3 separate regions of the Mus musculus genome follow, and regions 1 and 2 are each linked to region 3. Evidence: chromatin loops called from intact Hi-C (ENCODE). Cell type or tissue: gastrocnemius. All regions are shown on one strand.

Region 1 (8,000 bases), 250 kb before region 3:
GACATCACACATGGAGCACTGCAGGGAGAACAACACGTGGGCTCTATTTGATTCTTTTTTCAAATATCATTTGATTTTTTTTTTTTTTTTGGTAAGAAGCCTTCACTTGTCGGTGTTTGACTCCACAGATTCCATACAGCATCTTATTTCTGGTTCTCTTGAACTGTGCAAAGGTCTACACATGAGGTTTTTATCTTCTAGGTCTGCAAATCAGCCTCCCCTTAGAAATTAGAAGCAGCTGAAGTATCCCTACGCAACATGGTCTGGTCAACCCTATAATGAGGAGGTGAAAGTTCAGGGGCTGTCTGTGGTCAGACTCTAATCTAATTGTTTCTCTTGTATTGGAAATCTGCCTGGTCAACTAAAGCATATAGGGCCTTGGCCTCTGATTTCAAACATTTCACGGTGCAGAGCACATTCTATAAATGTTTCATATGTACACAGGAAGAAGCAAGAAGGTCTTGAGACTCTCCATTTCTAGCAGCTGCTGCTGCTGCAATTCGATTAGGGAGGCCATGAACAACATCCTCCTATGAAAAGAGAAGGAAAGTGTGCTTTAGACTGTGCCCAGTCAGGCCTCCAGTTGACTGCACTCAAAATCAACTGTGCCTAATCCATTAACTTACATGGCGGTTGTGTAATAAAATTATTTACTATGGATCTTTTTAATTTTATGCCTATTAATGTGTCAGACATGTTGCTAATTGTCATTAAAATAGTCGTGAATAGTATACAGATCTAGGAGATTACAGTTGAGTGTGAGAGATAAAGATGATTTATGTTCTCATTGATATTTACATATTAATTAATATGTTAATGATCATATTATATTAATAAAGTAACTATAGAATATCATATTATATTAATTATATTGCATTATTATAGTATATTATGCTAATAATTATATTATATGTAATATAATAATATAATTACACAACATATGATATATAATTATGGTTATATAATTATGATAATAAATAAAATAAGTAGACTGTGGAGGTACATAACTTTAATCCCAGCACTCAAGAGGCAGTGGCAGATGGATCTCTGTGAATTCAAGACCAGTCTAGTCTACAGAGCTAGTTTCAGGACAGCCAGGGCTACATAGAGAAATCCTCTCTCAAAAAATATAAAACAAAACAAATTTGAAAAACTATATAATTATGATTAATATAATAACAATACAAACACATAATGATGTATTGGGAGATAATGTTCTTGATTGTTGTGAGGGCTTAGTACTAATAGATCTGAAACCAGTCAAGAAGGATATGAGGGAAGCATCCCAAGGAACCAAGTTACCTCCTGAAAGTAAGAAATAGGAAATATGCATGTAGATCCACTCACAAAAAAGAAATGCTAATTAGGGTGATTGGGATGTAGGGAGGAAATTCAGAGGGAATGGCTAAGGTGAGTGACTGAGAACATGTCACGGAATTGCTGTGGAGCTATTTGCAAGCATCAACTCCACTTCAAAGTCAATGAGTAAGCTCTTCAATTTTCTAAATGAATGAGCACTGTAAAATGAGAGTTTGTTTCACTTCCCCCCAAAGACTACAGGCAGCTGGATGATAGGCCCTGCCATATCCTAGCAATTGAACATCTAAAAAACTATGACTCATAATCCCAGGCCTGGGGGCAACACAACAACACATCAGTGCTCTGGGTTTGTCTTTGTGAAAATCAGTACACCATATGTCTACAATGAAAGACTGGCCTCCACGTGCCATAGGGAAATGCCACTACTTCCAAAGGAGAACAGGCTATATGCCCTAATCATTCAATTCACTTAAGCTAAATTTAAAAAGGGAAGATAGAAAACTTAGATGCTACATAAGGCATAAAAGACCACAGTAGTAGTTGCTTAGAAGATAGCTTAACTATTTCTTGTATTTCAAAGAAGACATTTTGGTGGTGTCCAAAGGCTTACAAATTTGTCTACACACCGATGCCCTATACAACCTCTCCGTGCCTCAGTTTCCCAATTCTTAAAATTTACCCCACGCTGGGCATAGCTCAGCAATAGAACATTTGCTTACTGGTTGTGAGGTTCTGGGTTTTCTATCCTTCACCACTAAAATAATAATAAATAGTATAATCAATTAGTCAATTAAAATATTGAATAGGATTAGAAAGGAAGAGAGGTGGTTTGAGAAAATGTAGTGGAGCATATCATGTGCATTTATGGAAATGTCACGATGAAACTTATTACTTTGTAAGATTAATACATGACAATTTTTTAAAAGCTAAGCCTTATGTAAATGGTCTCAAGTCTCTTTTGCAGTTGGCCAGTTTATTGGTTCCATGATTCTTTAGAAAATACTGTTGATTGAGAAATGACACAATCTCCAAATGAAAGTTCTTTCCTTTTGAAGTTTTCTGTTCTGGGCCACAGCAGAGCTCCAAGTTCCAGCCTTCAAACAGGGAACAAATCTCCCTGTGAACATGATCTGAGGTCCTTAATACCAGTTCTTAGTTCTTCCATGGTCTCCTTGGTTGGGCGTTTTATAAACACTATTAAGTTTTACAGAGCTCTGCTGTGTGCTGGCTGGGTGTCATGCGTTCAGCTGACAACATATGGACTTGGGGCTGATGTCCATTGTTTTCTGTGCCCACCGAGCTCTCCCTGAGGAATGCTGGTAACCACATTCCAATCTCAGGTCTTGAGATACAGTAAGAAAACAAAAACGGTTTCTGCTCTGGTCTCCTGTTCCATGTTATGAAGTAAAACTCAGCACATTCCCGTTCTCCCCAGCCAGTGCTCTATAGTCTACGTCTCCATGTTCTAAAGGACAGCTTATGAAGTAATGGAATGCTTCTGTCCATGCTGTGTTCAGTCTGTTTACAAATAAATTTCATTTCCTTTTGTTTATTCACATTTTACCTGGAGCTGTTCCCTTCTCAAGCAGAAAACCACTCCCTCAGGGACAGAACTGCACTGTTAACTTTATCTTGGTGCAGACTTTCCAGGCAATAATAATAAAAAAAATGGAACAAAACACATCTATATACCAATACCATTCTAGGGTTAAAAATGGATTTTGGAAATTGAGATTGAAATTAACAAGGAGTATTTTTGCTGTTCTTCTCTTTCCTTTAGGGACATAGTTGCTTAGAATTACACATAAAGTAAAATATCATTTTCAGTCCTTTTTTTATATCCCAATACTCTACTGCTACCACAAACCAAATATCTATTTTTTTAACAAAGGAAATATTGGCAAGTTGTTTTGTCTCTATTCTTTATCTTCTGTGCCATACAAGAATTGCTCTTTTATTTGTATGACACATAATAGAAAGTAAATGGATCTATAATAAAGTCTCAATTACAAAAATAGTTTCCAGCTCCAATTGCTTTTCCTCACTCTCCATCTATATCTTTTTCACTGACAGGAAGTTCCCTACCAACAGTAGGAAACCAGTCCCAGAACCTGGCGCTTTGTCAAGTGTCCCGAGTACTTGTACAGCTATTTAGACTGAGTAATAATTAGGAAATGGCTCAGGCCATCTCCCACCCCCCTTCATGGACCCATGGTGGGCTTTGTTGCTCCTCCTCCACAGCAGGAGGTCTTCTAGGAGCTCCTCTTCAGCAGCAGTGCTGAGGAAGGATAGGCACTGCTGAGGAGGGACAATGTATATGAGTGGGTAGCAGAATGGTAAACTAAAATAATTTGAATACCAATAACAGAAGGGCTACCCTAAATAAAGTGCCTACCCGCCCTTTGTGGGCATTGAACCCCTACTCTTCTAGCCATATACCTCTATGCATGGCTTCAATATATATATCAAAATTACATAAGGTATAGGCAACATTTTACTATGTTGCTTTATTTTGCCTTAGAACTGTTTGGCCACCAGGTATCCCTTGCTCCTATAAGCTATTACAAAACTGAATTCTGTCACCAGACACTGTAATTAGGTTTTTGATCATGTCTGTTCCTAATAAATTTGAAAGAGTCTGAGATTGCCCGTTTGAAAAACATGTCTTCTTTTAATTCTGTGTTCTCTCTGGAAGCACAAACAACCAGGGAAGCTTTTATTCAAATTCAAACCCCAAGATAAGTAGATTATTTACTGATTATAAGTATCTTGTAGGAAAATTCCACATTAGCATTGGGTTTCAGCAATCTCAATGGGTAAGATCTAGAAAATTAAAATAGCAGTATTTAATATTGTAGGCTGCGGACATTAGCTCAACTTGCTGTGTTTGCCAAGCATGTCCCAAGGGAGACCATGGGACTCACCACCAGCACCACTTAAATAAGGCCCAGTGGTTCCTTGCCAAAAATCCCATACTCAAGAAGCAAAGGGAAAAAAATAAGAAAAATTTAAAAAATAAGTAATAAACAAACAAAAAGTCGGAAATCCATTTTACTATACAACATTTGTCTAAGGTATCAGATAGAATTTTAGCACCTGTTAAATGTGAACAATACAAGGCAGAAAGACCACAGAATATTTGCCAAGAAAACAAAAACAAAAAAACCTCCTTTAAAACTTTTCCATATTTCTCTTAAATAGGAAAGAAAAATGCAGGATGATAGTAAAAGAAACATAGGAAGCAAGGGCACAGAGAGTTGAAGGTCTCATCAAGGTCTCACTGAATTGAGCAAATACTCACTGGGGAGTGTGTTCCCACCTCCCTAAATTGCTGCCACCAACAAGAACAGACTAAAGTGATGGAGGCGGGTGCCTGCTTCATGTGTGGACAAGTTTCTTTTGATGTCCTAGGTCCCTGTACTTATGTGTCAATCTAAAGCTTGCATTTATCTAAGAGCACAATTGCATTTTCTCCCTGCCCCACCCTACCACCCAATTAGGATTCTCTCGCTTGCTTACAGGACACATTTGTAAAGAGCACTTATTCAATAATCCAGCAAAACACTGTGCCCTATCCTGGGCTCTTTTACTGAAGAACCTGACCCCAGTTGCCTTGAGAATTATGGCCAAGTGCATGCTGTGAAGTGCAAGCTCTGTTTCCCTGATTGTCTCCATTGGAATGAGGTACAACTGGTGTCTCTAGTTTGATGCGTTTTTGTTTACTACCAAAGGAGAAAGATAAGCAGCAATCCAGATATAAAATCTTTGATCTACAAGAGCGACCTCCCTGCAAGATGTACCTGGGCAATAATGACACAAAACTTTTGGAAGGAACCAACCAATATTTGATGAGACTTAAGATCTATTCCCTACAATAGAAACCATCCTTCACACTGCTCAGGTGATCAATAACCGGAGACTAGATAGGCCACAGGCCTAGAGGAAAACCAACTATTAACACTCTGCTAAATGAACACAGTGGTTAAATAACTCCTAATGACCTTCTGCTATATCAGTGTCTTACTCAGCCATCATTAGAGAAGCTTTCTCCTGAAGTATATGAGAATAAATACAGAAACCCACAACTTTTCTGAACAATGCTCAGAGAGTGAGACCTTAGAATACTCAGTCCTAAAAGAGATATATTCAACAAATACATCCCCTCAGGCTTTAGGGAACTTGCCAAAAGAGGAGAGAAGACACCAAGGAACAAGACCTTCCAAACTGCAGAACTAATGGGCGCATTAACTCACAGACACTACGGCAGCATGAATAGAGCCTGTCCAAGTTAGAGCTAGATATGTTTCCAGCACTGAGAAAGGGAGTAGACATAAGCCCCCATCCCTAAGTCAGAAGCTATCTCCAAATGATAACTCACAAGTAAAATATTATTTTTTTTCTAATGGGGTTTCACTAAATCTATAAATACTTTTAAGGCCAAGCCCGGTGCTCAAGAGTACTATGGCCATCACAAAGCAAATTCAACGGTATTTGTGATAGCTCTTTGTCAGAGCTATTTCCGTCTTACAAATTCATTTCATATACATTGTATCTTAAAGTGAGGCTTTCACAGACCTGCCAGTGATATAAATAATGAAACAGAAACTTATTAATACTTTATATTAATATAAAATTATTAACTACAATATAAAATATTGATATTTTAAATCTTAGGCCTTAGCTTGGCAGTCTTCTGACTACTCTATCCTGATTCATTCTGGCCTATGTCCCACCATGTGACCAGGTCTACCTCTCTGCTCTACTCTGGTCCATCTGTCCATCCCAGAGTTGCTGGTAAATCTCCCACCACTGGTCTCTTCTCCTAGAGTCCCTCTCTCTGCCCAGAAGTTCTACCTTCTGCTTCTTGCCCAGCTATTGGCTGTCAGCTCTTTATTAAAGCTAATCAGATACAATTCTACATTGCCTTAGGCAGGTGAGAAAGGAACACATATTTACAAAATATGAGACTGGTGATGAGCTCTTCACTCTCTGCCAGTACAGTATTAGTGCTTAAATAGCCACACCTCCATAGAGTGTAGGCCAACAGTTTCTGGTCCTGCAATAGTGGATCTCTTTGTGTGTGAACACGTGTATATCTTTATTTATATGTATTTCTTGGGCTTTTTTTTTGGCTCTTTTTTTTCTGCTTTTTGTTTTTTGTTTTTTGGTTTGTTTTTTTTTTTTTTTTGTTTTTGGCTGTTGTGCTATGTCTCCCTCTTGTTTGTTTGTTTTAGTTTAATCTTGTTTTATTAGGTTTTTAGATGCTTATTGTATTCTAATGAAAGAGAGAAAGAAAAAGTGAGGATTTGGGTGGTTGGGGAAGAAGAGAGGATCAGGGAGTAGTTGGGGAAAAGAAACTGTAATCAGAACACTTTGTATAAAAACATTATTTTCAATAAAAACCAACAAAGGAAAAAGCAAAAAGCAAATATGTCACAATGAAATATTTCATTTAGATACTACGTGTCTAACACCACACAACAAATGAGCTCAGGGACAGATGTTTTTGTCACTAAGATTAAGCCAAAAAGAGAACTAGGATTAAAAGAATGAATTGTTCTCAGCTTCCCAGAAGAAAAACATAAGTCAACCGGTCTGTAATTAAATTTAAAACATTTTCAGGATGACAACAAGCACTTAGAGACACTCCCATTCCATACGGCGAATCGTCACAGAGGTTCCCAGGGTGGTGAACTACTCAGTCTGCTGCTGAAGAACAGAACTAAAGAGCTTTGATGCTTCAATCGCACAAGTGCATCTGTTAAAATACCTGCTCATTGACATTCATTTTTCATGCTAAAAGTCCAATTACTCTGATTTAGCCAGTTGAACAGAACGTTCTTAATGAACATATTGAAAGAGTCCATCCATTCTGAAAACAATTTAGGATCCGAAAACACTGCCTCTGCTCCGCGTTCCTGAAAAGTCTCTGAACATTAAAAACCCATTTTGAGTTTGATAAAATATCCCATTCCACCCACCACAAAGATTTTTCTCTTCTGATGCAACCTAATAGTTATCCAATTCACATTACCTCCAAAAATTGTCAGAAAAGTTTTCAAATTGAGAGCAAGGCCATTTATCTCTATGTTGATCAAAAATAAATTACCCTGGTTTATTCTCTCAGACAGGTTTCTACTTGTGTATACAGTCAGAGAGTAGCAAGCATGATTAATGAGGTAGTTACAGGCAGTTTTGCCTCCAAGTTTCAAAATAACCTTTTTTAGTAAAGTGACTGCCAAAGTTTATTATTTTTGGTTTGTTTTTATTTCTTCTCTTCCTCCTCCTCCTCGTCCTCGTCCTCCTCTTCCTCCTCTTCTTCCTCCTCTTCCTCCTCCTCCCATCTTGCTGTCTAGATTGTTCTTAAAGCCCTGAGGCTTAAGCAATTCTCCTACCTCTTCCTCCCCTGACTTGCTGGGCTGTATTCAGTGTTCATTTTTTGCCAGAATAGTAAATACTTTTATCCACTAACCTTTAGTGCTATGGCTGACAAACGAATGTTGAGGTCTGGAGACAGATTACAAGAAGCATTATAGGGTTAATAATAAATGCAGACTCTGTCCGGAGTTCATGTTATGATTCTGAGTTGCTGTCTCCCCTCCTCCTGCTCTCTCACACCCAGCAAGGGCCAGACTGTTGCTTCTTTCCTCACATTCCCGGGTTGCATCCTTCCTTAGTCA
Region 2 (8,000 bases), 220 kb before region 3:
TAAAAACTGCATGGTACTGGTATAGAGACAGACAAGTAGACCAATGGAATAGAATTAAAGACCCAGAAATGAACCCACACACCTATGGTCACTTGATCTTTGACCAGGGAGCTAAAACCATCCAGTGGAAGAAAGACAGCATTTTCAACAAATGGTGCTGGCACAACTGGTTGTTATCATGTAGAAAAATTTGAATCGATCCATACTTATCTCCTTGTACTAAGGTCAAATCTAAGTGGATCAAGGATCTTCACATAAAACCAGAGACACTGAAACTTATAGAGGAGAAAGTGGGGAAAAGCCTTGAAGATATGGGCACAGGGGAAAAATTCCTGAACAGAACAGCAATGGCTTGTGCTGTAAGATCGAGAATTGACAAATGGGACCTAATGAAACTCCCAAGTTTCTGCAAGGCAAAAGACACAGTCAATAAGACAAAAAGACCACCAACAGATTGGGAAAGGATCTTTACCTATCCTAAATCAGACAGGGGACTAATATTCAACATATATAAAGAACTCAAGAAGGTGGACTTCAGAAAATCAAATAACCCCATTAAAAATGGGGCTCAGAACTGAACAAAGAATTCTCACCTGAGGAATACCGAATGGCAGAGAAGCACCTGAAAAAATGTTCAACATCCTTAATCATCAGGGAAATGCAAATCAAAACAACCCTGAGATTCCACCTCACACCAGTCAGAATGGCTAAGATCAAAAATTCAGGTGACAGCAGATGCTGGCGTGGATGTGCAGAAAGAGGAACACTCCTCCATTGTTGGTGGGATTGCAGGCTTGTACAACCACTCTGGAAATCAGTCTGGCGGTTCCTCAGAAAATTGGACATAGCACTACCGGAGGATCCAGCAATACCTCTCCTGGGCATATATCCAGAAGATGCCCCAACTGGTAAGAAGGACACATGCTCCACTATGTTCATAGCAGCCTTATTTATAATAGCCAGAAGCTGGAAGGAACCCAGATGCCCCTCAACAGAGGAATGGATACAGAAAATGTGGTACATCTACACAATGGAGTACTACTCAGCTATTAAAAAGAATGCATTTATGAAATTCCTAGCCAAATGGATGGACCTGGAGGGCATCATCCTGAGTGAGGTAACACATTCACAAAGGAACCCACACAATATGTACTCACTGATAAGTGGATATTAGCCCAAAACCTAGAATACCCAAGATATAAGATACAATTTGCTAAACACATGAATCTCAAGAAAAATGAAGACTGAAGTGTGGACACTATGCCCCTCCTTAGAAGTGGGAACAAAACACCCATGGAAGGAGTTACAGAGACAAAGTTTGGAGCTGAGATGAAAGGATGGACCATGTAGAGACTGCCATATCCAGGGATCCACCCCATAATCAGCATCCAAACGCTGACACCATTGCATACACTAGCAAGATTTTATCGAAAGGACCCAGATGTAGCTGTCTCTTGTGAGACTATGCCGGGGCCTAGCAAACACAGAAGCGGATGCTCACAGTCAGCTAATAGATGGATCACAGGGCTCCCAATGGAGGAGCTAGAGAAAGTTCCCAAGGAGCTAAAGGGATCTGCAACCCTATAGGTGGAACAACATTATGAACTAACCAGTACCCCGGAGCTCTTGACTCTAGCTGCATATGTATCAAAAGATGGCCTAGTCGGCCATCACTGCAAAGAGAGGCCCATTGGACACGCAAACTTTATATGCCCCAGTACAGGGGAACGCCAGGGTCAAAAAGTGGGAGTGGGTGGGTAGGGGATTGGGGGGGTGGGTATGGGGGACTTTTGGTATAGCATTGGAAATGTAAATGAGCTAAATACCTAATAAAAATGGAAAAAAAAGAATACAATAGAGAGAGGAAGTTAACGCACACAACTACCTAATTGTGTGTATGTGTTGTGTGTGAGTGTGTGTGCTGTACAAGTATATGCATGCATATGCCACCCACCTAGTTTATTGAGTCAGAAGCTCTCAGTGTCCAGGGGCTCACACATTAGTTTATACTGACTAAGCAGTGAGTCCAAGGAATCATGTCTGTCTCCACAAGTCCCCTCTGAGGTTGGTTACAAGTCCCTGAAAAACATATATGGCTTTTAAAATGCCTTTTTCCGTCTTATGTTGGTGAGACTTGAAGGGCGTATCTTCTGCCATGACTAGGAGACACAACCTCACAGCAAACTCTCTGTTCCTCTGTTCCTATGTACACTTTTAATGGGCATCTGAAAATTTTTCCAGTAAAGCTTTGGATAGGAACTGTGCAGAGAGGGAGATCAGATCCCATCTTGAACAAGAAGTCATAAATATTCTGAAGGCATATGATCAGAACATTCTGCAGACACCAAGTTCAAGGGGACCTTCTGTCATAGAGACTCCTGTGGGGAAACATTCTTCCACCAACTGGTCAAGTTCTCTAATGCTCTCGCCTGTGAATAGCATCCACTTGATACAGTTGTCTTCAGTTTTTGGGGTTCTTTCGTTTAATAGTTTTAGGATCAAAACCAAAATGGAATTTAGAAAATCTATTTTGACAAGGCTCTTATTTAAAACCAAACTGTACTTTCTGTGAGAGGTCCTGAATATTCTCAAGCCCCTTGAATAAAGATTCAGGAGCATCATGGGCTACCCAGGTTTCAGGACACATCTATTGAAAGCTTTCATGGTGATATTCTTCCCTGTTGAATGAGGGTTAACACCAAGTAACTATTGCCTCATACTATGACAGCAGACATAACAAGCTGAACTTCTTAGTGTGTATGCTTAAAAACAAAAACAATTAAAGAGGAAAAGTCTCTTGAAGATTCTTATCCCTACATACATCAGGTAAAGTGAAACAGAAAATAAAAAGTCTCCCTTAGCAACATAAATGCTGGCAACAAAAACTACAGCTCCTTTGTTATGATTTTTCCATTTTGATATGAAGACAAGGTCAAGGAAAATTTAATGTCAAAGAAGAATAATGAAGCTTAAATATGAAGTGAGTGTATCTGATTGTATCCTGGAGGAGAAATAATATTATTTTAAAAGGGCATTTTTCAAAAAATGCAAATGAGTAAGTTAGTTTATTAGATGTATAACAAATTATCTATTATATATACTAACCAGTATATTCATGATGAATTCCTTCTTATATATACAAAGTGAAGAGGGGAAATGAAGGGAGGAAGAAAAGAGGAAGGACAGAAGAAACATTCACAATGATAGCACTATTTGAGAGATGCCAAACTTCTAGGCTAAACCTTCCAAAGTCAATGTAACACTAAACAGTATTCTGTTTCTCACTCCTTAAAATGGTCCAAGTCATTTAGTCATTTCTACACCTAAAAAAATGTTCTTATAAACATCTTACCTGGAGAGATGAGTCAAAGCTTAGTCATGTTAGAAGGAACATTTATGACAGAAGAAACCAAGCCACCTTGATTGAAATGACTTTTGAAAAAAAAAAAAAACTTGGTAATTTATGACATTCAGTGTAAAAGGAGGCATTGTTCATCTTATCTGTGACAAAGATATTTGCCTGCTATTTCACCTGGGTGGAACAAGGAAGGGCAGCTGAAGGTCATAGTCAATATATAACTTCGTGGGTAATCAAACGGCAATCTGAAAGTTTCTCACATTGTCATCAAACAGAGAAATTGAGAGGGAAGGGGGAAAAGTTGAATGTTTAAAAATATCAGGGGAGAGGGGATGAGAAGGATACATGGAGGCGATTTCTCCCACAATGATCCTATTTAGTTTCTGTGAGTGCCAAAGATGGCATCCTCTAACTTGGTGCTTCTCAACCTTCCTAATGCTGTGACCTTTTGATATTATAAAAATCTGTGTGTGTTTTTTTTTCAAATGGTCTTAAGCAACTCCTGTAAAAGGGTCATTCCACCTCGTGAGGGGTCACAGGTTGAGAACCACTGCTCTAAATGGTCATTTTAACCAAAACATATTCTCTTCTCCACTGAAACAGGACAGAAGGAAAATGAAATGGAAGGGCCAGGCATGCTGGGAAACACTATTTCTCATAAAGAAAAAGAAGGTGTCTCTGGAAAATCAGATAAAACAATAGCAGTCTCCCTTGGTTTCAGTCCAGACCTTCATGCTGGTTCTTTAAAGCCTTAAGGAGGCAATAACGTATCTAATCTCAGGAGCTACATTATTAATATAAGGAGAAAAGGTGTTTTACATATTGCCTTATAAGACTGAGTTAAGATATTGTATTTTATATTAAAATGAAATTTTTCAGTGGAGAAGTTACCTTTAGCAAACTAATAGGTCACATGATCAGCAAGTCATTGCTTTGCACTGTGAGCTTTGATGCTCACAAGTCATCAAAACAATGTAATACCACTTCATCTCAGATCTCTGCACTTGCCACACGCTCACTGGGCCAAATAGCCCAGTAATTATTTCTACCTCTGCCTTAAGTTACCAATAGCAGCATTCTTCAGAGTACATGACCATCACTGCACGTCTGAATAAATCTGTATATTTAGGGTAGAATGTGAAGATATTTTGTAATAATTCAAAAGGATCATAAATTGATATAATAATGGATTTGGAGTGGATCAGAAACACATAAGCTTTACTTAAAAAAGAGGTTTTTTTTTTTTAAATCCATCTAATGCAAAATGATACTCTCTTCCCTAGAACATCTTGATGTAAAAAAATCATTAAATAATAAGTCTCAATTACTAGATTTCTCATTTAGTCTCAAACTTTGCTTTCAGTACTGGGAGGCTATTTGCAGACAATTTGTCAGCTCTTAATCTGTTCAGTAGGCTGCCCAGCTAAATCTCTTTGAGCTACAATACATACATCTCTGCCTTGTCTCATCATCTTTAGCATCTGACATTTTGTAACAGCATTTGGAAATCATATTTTATGGCAGTGAAACTGCTGGGGAAAATTTATGAACTTAGCAATCCCATCCAACATGTCCTGCCATGCGGAACTGCCCCCGGTACAAGGGAGATTAGTGAATGTGAGCTGCTTCAATTTGGCCAGCTGCCTGCCTAAGAAATTTTCTATTACATGGGCGAATGAGATCAACCAAGTTTGGAAACATTCAATTTGTTCTATGGCAGATTGAAAGAGAACAGTAGTGCCTGGAGCTGAATGTGAACGTCTTCATGTGGAGTTCTAGTGAGGTAGCAATGCCAGCATCACGAGTCACTGGTAACCATTGAATTCCTGGGTGGACTTAACTATGTCCATGTATGACCTAACTTTGTAATCTGCTTCCTTGTAGATTCTGGATGTAAAGAATTTATAAATACTACTCAATGTATAGAAGGCAGTTGAGCATAGGGGGCTTTTGTGGCTCAGGATTCTATTAGGCTTTGTCCTCTCTTACCCTGCCTGCATATGATGCTAAGAGAGCCTTGGAATTCACATGTAAGTAGGATGCTAGGTTCTTTCAGTTCTTAATATTCTGTAGTGTCCTATTAAGTCAGATGTCCTACCTTCAAGTAAAGATGTAGGAAAGAATTAATTAATGAAAAAATTTAAACACAATTGTGCCTGTGGTCTACAATATTAAAGAAAAAAAACAGACAAAATTTTCATCCAATTATCTGGAAATACACAGATGTAAGCTGTAACATAAACAATGTTTTCAACTTGTCTAACCACAAAAGAAGAATGAAAAAGAAAACGACAATTCTTTTTAATGACAAGAATTTCCTGTACAGAAATGGAATTCATCATTCCACAGACAATGAAGGTGATAAATTACAGGCAGATTAACCTGAAGTGCACAAGGGAGCGTGCCTGAAGAAAAATTAAGTTTCAAGATTACATAAAAGGTAAAAATCTTTATCTTAAAGCAGCTAATCAAATTCTGAGGACTCTAATGTGCATAGATAATAATTCACAAAATTTAATTTAATATCTTCAGTTTGTTTCCATATAAATACTACATTATATTCTAATAACGTTTTACAATGATTTTCAAATCCAAAAGTTCACATTAGTCTTCAAAAATGTTAGTGTTGTACAAACAATATGGGTTCCCCCCCCCGTTTTCGTTGACAATGAAATCTGTTTTCCTAATTTCTCTTTCTGTAATGTATAGAATTAATAATGATAAATTACATAACAATAAGATTTATAGCCAAATGAAAATAAACTGCCTCTTAACCTCTTTAAAGGCTCAAACTTATAAAAAACAGAAATCTCTCAAATGAACATAAATAACTGAAAATATTTTAATCTTTATTTTCCTCTCACTTCTTATGTGAAATCTCACTATGCTGTGCAGTCTGGACTTGAACTCATGCATCAGGAAGTTGTATCACCTCAGCCCTCAGGAGCTAGAACCACAGCTAGAGACTATTCATCCATCTTCAATCTTATTATATAAATAAAATCAGTAGTTATTCATGAGAGTGTATGTATGATGAACATTTCCAAGATTACATAAAGACTTAAGAGCTAGTCAGGGCTGATCAATGATTTAACCTAACCCAAATCTTGGAGAGTAAATAATTGATGAAAAGAGCTTGATCCTCACAGCTTACTGCACACATTGAGAAACTGAAGTCATGGGGAGACAATCTTTCCAGGGTCAAAGAGCTCACACATGGCACATGAAATATCCCTCAATCTTATAAATACAAATGTAGCTTACATTTCAAGAATATTGCTAGCTGTAGTTTCTGAATTAAATGTTTAAAGAGGATATTATACTTATATTCTTTTATAAATATATTCATTACCAAATATAAAATGTGATGAGATTGTGTGTTCTTACAGTATTTTTTCTATTTAACATTGCTTAGCCACTTAATGCTTAAGATTAAGAAAAAGTACAGCTCATGCCTAGTTCTTGCATTTAATAAGACAAATCAAGCTGTACAATTTCATTTTGGTGGATAAACAAACTTTTATATACATTTTAAAGATTTAACTTATTTTTATTTTATGTACATGAGAGTTTGGCTTGCAGCATGTATGTGTGTGCACGTATGCATGTGCATGCACGTGCACACGCACCATGTGTGCGCAGTACTCAGGAAAAACAGAGGAAGGCATTAGGTCCCTAGAATTAGAATTACAGATGTTTGTGAGCCACCATGTGGGTACTGGAAACTGAACCTGGGTCCCCAGCAGCATCAGTGTATGTTCCTAACTGATGAGCCATCTCTCTGGGCCCTGAAGTGTTATATTATGTGCAATTGTATTATTATATTTTCCTATTATTGTAGAAAGTCCCCATTGACAGTTTTCATTTCTCCTTTCTGCAGCATTTAGCACTTACAATGCAAACAGAGCATGCATTCTTTACACACAGTCATGAAGTTACCTGAGCCCTATACAGTAATTAGCACTCTCAAGCTAAAAGGATTACATCACCCTTCAATTATACTATAAAATACATACATACACACACACACACACACACACACACACACACACACATAATATAAAATGCATTGGGACAATAGGATTGTTGCCAACTCTAACAAATCTAAAATACCATATATTCTCAAAATAAGCTGGACTCAGAAATAATAATTCAGCAGCATATGATCATCCGCATGCTCATGAGGTCTTGAGATGAATACTGCAGATTCCCATACAATACCTACAATGTATAGATATTGCTTTTCTTTTACTTTTTGGAAAAAAAGAAAAGCTTTGAGGTGCTTCAAAATAATACTCTTGGATATGAATTTCCATTTGGACACACATTTCCCTGTTCCATTATCTGGGATAGAACCTATTAAACATATTTTCGTGCACATATTCTATTGTTACTTTATACAGGCAGTTATAATATGACACACTTTCTTATGCAGATGCTCACCTGCTCAGAAAACAGGCCACTGTTGTCTTCAAGGTATTTACTGAAAGGGTTGGGCTCATAAACTTCTTCATCCTTTCTCAGGAGTAGTTTGGATTTTACAGGTACTGGACGAATTACTCCAGGCTTAGTCTTCGTAAAGGAGAAATGTTTTTAAAATAGAGGAGAAAATACTATTAAAATGAGTAAGTATGATTATTGT
Region 3 (8,000 bases):
CCGGCTGGCTCAGGCAAGCATCCTCCACAAATGCTAACACTAAGGGGACATTGAGGTGAAGATGCTGATGGCCACACAGTCTTAACGTGTCTCTCTGTAGACCATTTGCAGTGGGGAAAATGATGATCATTTACAACTTGAGAATTGGTGCAGCCGTTTTGCGTGCTGAAAATGCATTACCCACAGGGTGAACTGGCTCTCTGAGAAGCGCGCATTTCAGAAATGGCTATATCCTGGCATCATGATACAGCCTGACTCTAGTGGTGAAGAAATTCAGACAAAGTCATAGAGAGAGGAGTCTTCTACCCTTGCCACAAAACTTTCAATGCCATAAAAGTGGGAAAAGTCTGCAGAAATGTTTTAGGGATGTGGAACGCGCCTCCTGGCTACAGTTTGCGCTGAGGCAAAAGTAAGCCACATTGCACATTAGCGGGATGGAAGGGCATTACACTGTAAATTAAAGAATCACTGACATGTTCACTCAAACTGGTGCCTTCCCTGAAGGGGCATGTCATTGCATGTGCGCATGAGAGAGAAAGAAAGGAAAGAATAGGACCGGGAAACAAACAGTCTAGCAGGTAGAGATGACGTCACCAGGGCATGGACCCTGAGGACTGGTGAAATACTGTTCTTTATGCTATTCTTACTCAAGAAACTTCCATAAACGTGAAATTACTTCTAGACAAAAAGACACATGCATATACATCATACACATATGTCTTCAAGAAGTGACATCTGCCTCATCAGTAGAATGTGTGACTTGAGGAATATTTTTCAAAACACAAAGGAAAATAAACAGCCATTTGTTAAAAGTCATCCAGTCTTTTGGTTGGCTCGATTAACCATCGATAGAATGGAGAGAGGTAATGTTTGCTTAGGCTGGAAGATAAATCAGTCTGTCAAGGGTGGCAAAATCACTGCTAATGAAATGAGCTGTCTCGGTGATGTACGGGGAAGAAAAGGAATTTTCTGTGGCCCGAAGGTGCTCAGGACTCAGAACCTCTGGGGACACTGTCCTCCCCATCCTCCCCGTCCTCCCCGTCCTCAACATTCTCCCCGTCTTCCCTGTCCTCCAGTCTGACTCCTTCCAATGAATTCAACTGGCTCATGGTTTGTTCTTACCTTTCAAAGACTGACTATCAAACCCCAGGATGATACTTAATCTCTGGGCCCTGGGGGGTATTGGCTTTCTTATTACTAATATTTAACTTCCATGAAGCCAGTTCTAAGGATCTGATAAGTACAGAGGAAGGGAGACCTCAAAGAGGAGGGACTGGGAAGACTTGGCTGGGTTCTGCAAGCTACCCTGGATAACAGCACTGAGAGATTTCACTGAAGTTTTCCGATAAAATAAGAGCATCCGCCATGGGAACTTAAAACTGAGCACTGATACTCAAAGCTTAAAGAAATAACAGGGAGAATAAAACCCTCTCGGAATTGCCCTGTTCTCCCCAGACACATGTCACACTTTTCTATGATTTAGTAACTGCTGAAAAATGGTGCTTTCGGCCCCCTGCTTTGAGCTGTGGAGAAGACACAGCTGAACAACAGCCTTTCTCTCAGGTAAAAAACTGTACATTAAGTGCAATCGAGACCTCTCTAAAGTGTGACCAGCACTTCTCGTGAGCTGAAATCTTTCCCATTCTAGGAGATAACACAGACAAACACACACATACATCTGTCTCTCACACACACTCTCATACTCTCTCCCCCCTCTCACACACACACACTCTCTCTCTCTCTCTTTCACACCCACACCCTCTTTTACACCCACACCCTCTCTCTCTCACACACACGCACACATACACAGACACTCTGTCTCCCTCTCTCTCTCTCTCTCTCTCTCTCTCTTTCTCTCTCTCTCTCTCTCTCTCTCTCACACACACACACAGAGCCTCTCACACATACTTTCTCTCTCTCTCTCTCTCTTTCTCTCTCTCACAAACATACACACTGTCTCTCACACACCCTCTCTCACACCCCTCTCTCTTACCCCCCTCTCTCTCTCTCACACACACACACACACACACGCACACACACGGGGGGTGGGGATAAAGGAGGAAAAAGCATAAGCAGAGATGAAGGCTGGCAATGGAGTAAGAAAAGAAACCTTTAAAAGTCAAAGAGTGGAACACGGAGGAACCATGTTGGACCCAAGCTGACTGATGGTTTTTCTACTCAACATCACAAGGGAGCCAGCCAGCTTACCATAGGCCCACAGATCAGAGACCGTGAGCTGCCCAGGTGAGGTGGCCTGGAATGAAAACCTCTCAGCTGACATCTAGAATGTCCATTCGGAATTCGAACTGAAAGGAAAAGTTTAAAAACGGGTAGTTCTAAAATCACTTCCTTGGCGACTTTGTGAGGAAATATTTTAGAAAGCTTTAAACCGTAATCGAGAGGAAGATGTTTTCTTTTTGTAAGAAGTTGGTGGCTTCCTTCTCACACAGCAGATAAACTTGAAAGGGTCCGCATTAGGAGTCCACAGAGCAGCAGCCATGAGGCACTGAGTAAAACATACGCCACATATCTTGGCAGAACTGTATTCACACATCACTGTGACTGGTAAATCCCACAAATGAAGTTAACATTTCTTGGAGGTGTTCTCATGCGCTTTTTTTAAGTCTTCGCTCTTAATAATAAGATTTCCAAGCGAGAGCCACAGATGTGGCTTTTCATTGTCCTGCAATACTGAAGACTAAGTCATGTCACAAGCTTTTTAATACAACTCTTTCTTTTGGGTGGTTCTAATAAGAAATACTCATAAGGACAAGATGCTATCATTGCCCTAACATACACCCCAAATCCAGTCCCTGTGGTACCCAGGAGATCTTGACACAACACCATATTAAAGCCAGTTCTAAATCTGACTTGGACTGAGTTGCTCCCTCTGCTAAGCTACACATGCTTCACACTTCACGTAACGTGCCTGCTCATGCATGTCCATCGCTTTGTAGGTTCTGTGTAGCTTATGTCCATCCTCAACTGCTCAAAAGTCAAAATACCAAAGCCACAAACTGGTTGGCTGTTAACTCCTCTTGGTGTTTCTATAGCACCTTCAAGGCAAGATGGTTTATTCCGCCAGTCTTCAGGGGTGTATGCCTGCCTGTAACTGTAGCAGTTGGCAGATAGAGGCAGGAGGATCAGAGATCAAGGTCATCCAGAGCTATCCAGAGAGTTCAAGGCCAGCCTAGGACACATGAGACCCCGCCTCACAAACAGGTAAATAAACATTGATTCCTGCAGACGGTTCCCCTCTTCCCATCCAACCCATAGATCCTAAACAGTCTCCGACCAACTTACTCAGAAAATTAAAAGGTCAAGAGCTGACTCAGGAAGAGGGAGAACCAAAGTTGCCAGGGCAACAGGCTGAAGCCATGTCTCCTTCCTCCCCTCTCTCACTTCATCAAGCTCCTCCTAGAGTCCTGCAGGATTTCTCAGCAGGGGCAGGGGTGGGTGAGGAGAGACACATGGGCTTTACGCCGACAATACCTACGTGATACCGGGGGTGCTTGGATCCTACTAGAAAGTTGAGTAGCCTTTTCTCCCCCTTGTAAAATGTAGTTGAGTGAGCATGTTGAGAGTCAGTCTACTGTAAGTAACCCTCATATTAACACTAGACAACTTCTCCCTTCTGAGACATTGAGAAAACAAAGCTTGTCTCTCTCATAAAGGGGAAATACCCCCGGGGGACATTATAGGCTTACTTTATGGGTCCGGTTACTTTTTTCCCCACTGAATGTTCTCCAAACAAATGAGACAAGTTACTTATTGCAGATGCTGAAGCAGATGTAGGATCGATTATCTGGGCAGGACTGGGCCAGGGATGGATTAAGCCAAGGGGAAAGTCGAGTCACCTCAGGCAGGCCACTCTGGGCTTGACGGCTCCCGCTGGAGTGGGGGGAGGCACAGGAAGTAACACCGACCATCCGGATGTGGGGCACACTCCCCCTGCTGGCCAGAAAGGACCAGACACCACGATTTCTGCATTGCTGTGGAACCGACTCCACGGGGCACACAACCCAGCCACTTCCATCCAAAGCAGTACCATTCCCTGGCAAAGTCACTCAGCAGTCCCAAACCACCACGTTTAAAAACACAAGGAAGTGAGCTCCAGGAGTCTTGCCGTGGGCTTGTTCCCATGTTTATTAAATCTAGTTTTATCAGCCAAGGTTTCCATCTGGAAAGCCACCATTAGCTTCTGGTCCTTGGCCTCAAACTTCAGCCCTCCCTAGGTAGGGATCCCTATGATAAAAGGCAGCTGGTGGGGTGGCAGCGGAGCAAACTTACCAGGCTGAACTCCAGAAACCAGGGTGATTTCTGGCTCGCCAGGTAGTTGGACTCTAAGCTCCAGCCAGCATGGGCTCTCTAGTTGTTATGTGAACAGCACACTTCGCATGCCCCCTTTCTTATTGTGGCTGCCCACGGCAAAAGCAACCGCAATGGCGAAGAAGCACGAGACACCCTCCTGAGCCAAGCTTCCCCTGGGAGTTTCTTTCCTTCTCTAGCATGATCATCTTTATCACCCAGCTACGGGCTAGAGCTGTCCTTCATTGCCAAGGGACTCACACCGAAGATAATCATTTGTCGAGCATGTGTGGATTCTGTCAGCCTGCCAGAGACCAGTGTTTGTTTTTGCCCCTCTCTCTGAGCATGTCAATTCTCAGGACGGATTACTGGTTCCAGACAATTGCCAAGGTCAAGGAAGTCACTGGTCGCTCTGTGCTCTAACTCAGTGCTCCAGCCCAGTGCTCAGGCTTCATGAAGAACTGGATGTGTTGGCCCTAATTCTGATCTTGCCCTTTACAGCTGTGCATCATTAAACAAATCTCTTCCCTACATGTGTTATTAACTTAAAAATTCCAGGACCTGGGATATGAGGCTCATATCAAAGGGACACTTCTAGCCCTGTATTCACAGCCATGAATCAATCACCTTCAAGAAAAAGTTAAAATCCGAATCACCTATTTAATGATGCTCAGATGCCCAGACAATATCCCAGTCAGTGTTTTTAACAAGGGAAAAATCAGTATGAACCACGGGTTGTGAAGTTGTACCAGGCTGAGATGATGCTTCTCTGTAAGCCACAAAACAGTTTGCTTAAAACATACAAGAAGTCAGTTTTGATCCTTAATCATCAGGGAAATGCAAATCAAAACAACCCTGAGATTCCACCTCACACCAGTGAGAATGGCTAAGATCAAAAATTCAGGTGACAGCAGATGCTGGCGAGGATGTGGAGAAAGAGGAACACTCCTCCATTGTTGGTGGGATTGCAGGCTTGTACAACCACTCTGGAAATCAGTCTGGCGGTTCCTCAGAAAATTGGACATAGTACTACCGGAGGATCCAGCAATACCTCTCCTGGGCATATATCCAGAAGAAGCCCCAACTGGTAAGAAGGACACATGCTCCACTATGTTCATAGCAGCCTTATTTATAATAGCCAGAAACTGGAAAGAACCCAGATGCCCCTCAACAGAGGAATGGATACAGAAAATGTGGTACATCTACACAATGGAGTACTACTCAGCTATTAAAAAGAATGAATTTATGAAATTCCTAGCCAAATGGATGGACCTGGAGAGCATCATCCTGAGTGAGGTAACACAATCACAAAGGAACTCACACAATATGTACTCACTGATAAGTGGATACTAGCCCAAAACCTAGGATACCCACGATATAAGATACAATTTCCTAAACACATGAAACTCAAGAAAAATGAAGACTGAAGTGTGGACACTATGCCCCTCCTTAGAAGTGGGAACAAAACACCCATGGAAGGAGTTACAGAAACAAAGTTTGGAGCTGAGATGAAAGGATGGACCATGTAGAGACTGCCATATCCAGGGATCCACCCCATAATCAGCATCCAAACGCTGACACCATTGCATATACTAGCAAGATTTTATCGAAAGGACCCAGATGTAGCTGTCTCTTGTGAGACTATGCCGGGGCCTAGCAAACACAGAAGTGGATGCTCACAGTCAGCTAATGGATGGATCACAGGGCTCCCAATGGAGGAGCTAGAGAAAGTACCCAAGGAGCTAAAGGGATCTTCAACCCTATAGGTGGAACAACATTATGAACTAACCAGTACCCCTGAGCTCTTGACTCTAGCTGCATATGTATCAAAAGATGGCCTAGTCGGCCATCACTGGAAAGAGAGGCCCATTGGACACGCAGACTTTGTGTGCCCCGGTACAGGGGAACGCCAGGGCCAAAGGGGGGGAGTGGGTGGGTAGGGGAGTGGGGGTGGGTGGGTAAGGGGGACTTTTGGTATAGCATTGGAAATGTAAAGGAGCTAAATACCTAATAAAAAATGGAAAAAAAAAAAAAAAAAAAAGAAGTCAGTTTTGCTCCTTCAAAGAGTCTTTCAAAAAAAAAAAAAAAAAAAAAAAAAGCAAATGGCTATAGACAACGTCTCTCTTCTACTGGGAGAGACTGCCCCCTGCTGGCCACCTTCTGCCATGCAGTCACCTCCAGGAGTCAGCTTCCAAAACCTGCTAACACTACCTTCGCAATCTTCTGCATGTGATCTAGAATTGCGTTTTTCAGGAAAGAAACGCCCCGGGGGTATTTATATAGGAGGAGTGCTGTAAGCATCACACACAATGTGTCATCCAGATATGGGAAGACTGAGGAGACAACATTAGAAAAGTAGATAAACTGTACCTACACTAAAAATACCAAATTTCCTTTAAAAAAAAAGAAAACCTACTTCAAAATGTAGTGATAATTATATGCTTATAGGAAATTAAAGTCAAGATATGAGAGACAGAGACAGAGACAGAGTCAGAGTCAGATGCAAAATGCCCTAGCTGCATATGTAGCAGAGGATGGCCTTGTCGGTCATCAATGGGAGGAGAGGCCCTTGGTCCTGTGAAGGCTCTGTGCCTCAGTATAGAGGAATGCCAGGGCCAGGAAGCAGGAGTGGGTAGGTTGGGGTGCCAGGGGGAGGGGATAGGGAATTTTCAGAGGGGAAACTAGGAAAGGGGATAACATTTCAAATGTAAATAAAGAAAATATCTAATAAAAAAAACATTAAAGAAATCTGAGGAATCGAGAGGGGATCATCCACTTCCACACATCGAAGCTGCTGGACCACCAACCCAGTGAAGAAGGCTGAGGATGTCGCGGCTGTTTGCTGGCTGTCTCCTTTAGCTGGCTGGTGGGGTGTGTAGAGAGCTCCGCCAGGCCCTACCCAGGAGGCAAACATCCTCCGTCGTGCAAACCACATTTCTGAGGCCACACTGCAAAGCCAAAGCTTGTCTTTACCCTTTAAGGATGTTTAAGGCCGGGCACACCGTGTGGGCATACCCACACACACACCCCCCCGTGGTGTGGGTGTGTGTGTGTGTGTGTGTGTGTATGTGTGTGTGTGTGTGTGTGTGTGTGTGTGTGTGTGTGTGTGTGTGTGTGTGTGTTAAAGCTTTTCTTGACTGGCTGATTCTAGTCTGCTCTGTCTGAGTTTTTTTTTTTTTTGGTTTTTTTCCCCCGGCTGATATCTGCTGTACTCTGTATTTTTCCTGCCTTTTAATTCTTTAACCTGCAGGAAAAAAAAATAAAAATCAAGTCCCCTAGATTGTAACATTTTGGTGGCGTCCACTTGAGACTTCTTTCTAGGTCTTCATAAACCGAGCCAACGGGGATGTCAAGGAGGCTCGGATGTTAAAAGCGTTGACTACTCTTCCAGAGGATTCAGTGGTTCACAGCTGTCTAACTCCAGTCCTAGAGCAGAACTGGGGATTCTTCTCTCTAATGAGCAATGTAGCCTCCAGTACAGGGCAGCCACGGTGCTTGCACTGAGCTGCAGCCCCGGCTCTGCCGGATGCCACCCGAATGAACTCTGGAGCACGGACAGAATGGAATCTGCAGCATAGTCGGCTCACAGCAACATGGTTTAGTGGGCACTTGTGACCAGCCTGGTGGCCTGAGTTCTAACCCCGGGACCCACAGCCAGCAAGGAGAGAACCAACTCCTATGGCTTCCAAACC

Evidence for each region. Hi-C counts contacts between places; a loop is a spot of excess contacts. Peaks named below come from ENCODE experiments on the same cell type or tissue, not always from the same donor. Only the 100,000 strongest peaks of a DNase experiment are listed, where the experiment ranks them.
Region 1: it touches region 3 in a loop (2.9-fold over the local background); 2 of 42 quality-filtered maps call a loop at or near these places.
Region 2: it touches region 3 in a loop (3-fold over the local background); 2 of 42 quality-filtered maps call a loop at or near these places.

What each region holds. Positions count from the first base shown.
Region 1 is chr9:77,118,422-77,126,421 of GRCm38, forward strand. The region is part of intron 9 of Mlip (muscular LMNA-interacting protein); the gene reads right to left. Among named protein-coding and RNA genes, the nearest start is that of Tinag, 77 kb to the left of the region's middle. In gastrocnemius, no CTCF peak of the experiment used is centred here; a DNase peak (open chromatin) is centred at 3,459.
Region 2 is chr9:77,156,964-77,164,963 of GRCm38, forward strand. Mlip (muscular LMNA-interacting protein) reads right to left here. Exons shown (of 11, transcript NM_001368955.1): 8 at 7,802-7,930. Among named protein-coding and RNA genes, the nearest start is that of Mlip, 91 kb to the right of the region's middle. In gastrocnemius, no CTCF peak of the experiment used is centred here; a DNase peak (open chromatin) is centred at 4,993.
Region 3 is chr9:77,373,357-77,381,356 of GRCm38, forward strand. All of the region lies in intron 3 of 5730403I07Rik (RIKEN cDNA 5730403I07 gene), which reads right to left. Among named protein-coding and RNA genes, the nearest start is that of 5730403I07Rik, 22 kb to the right of the region's middle. In gastrocnemius, CTCF peaks have their summits at 3,954 (motif pointing left) and 6,471 (motif pointing left); DNase peaks (open chromatin) are centred at 3,964, 4,374, 4,544 and 6,462; H3K4me3 peaks cover 643 bases.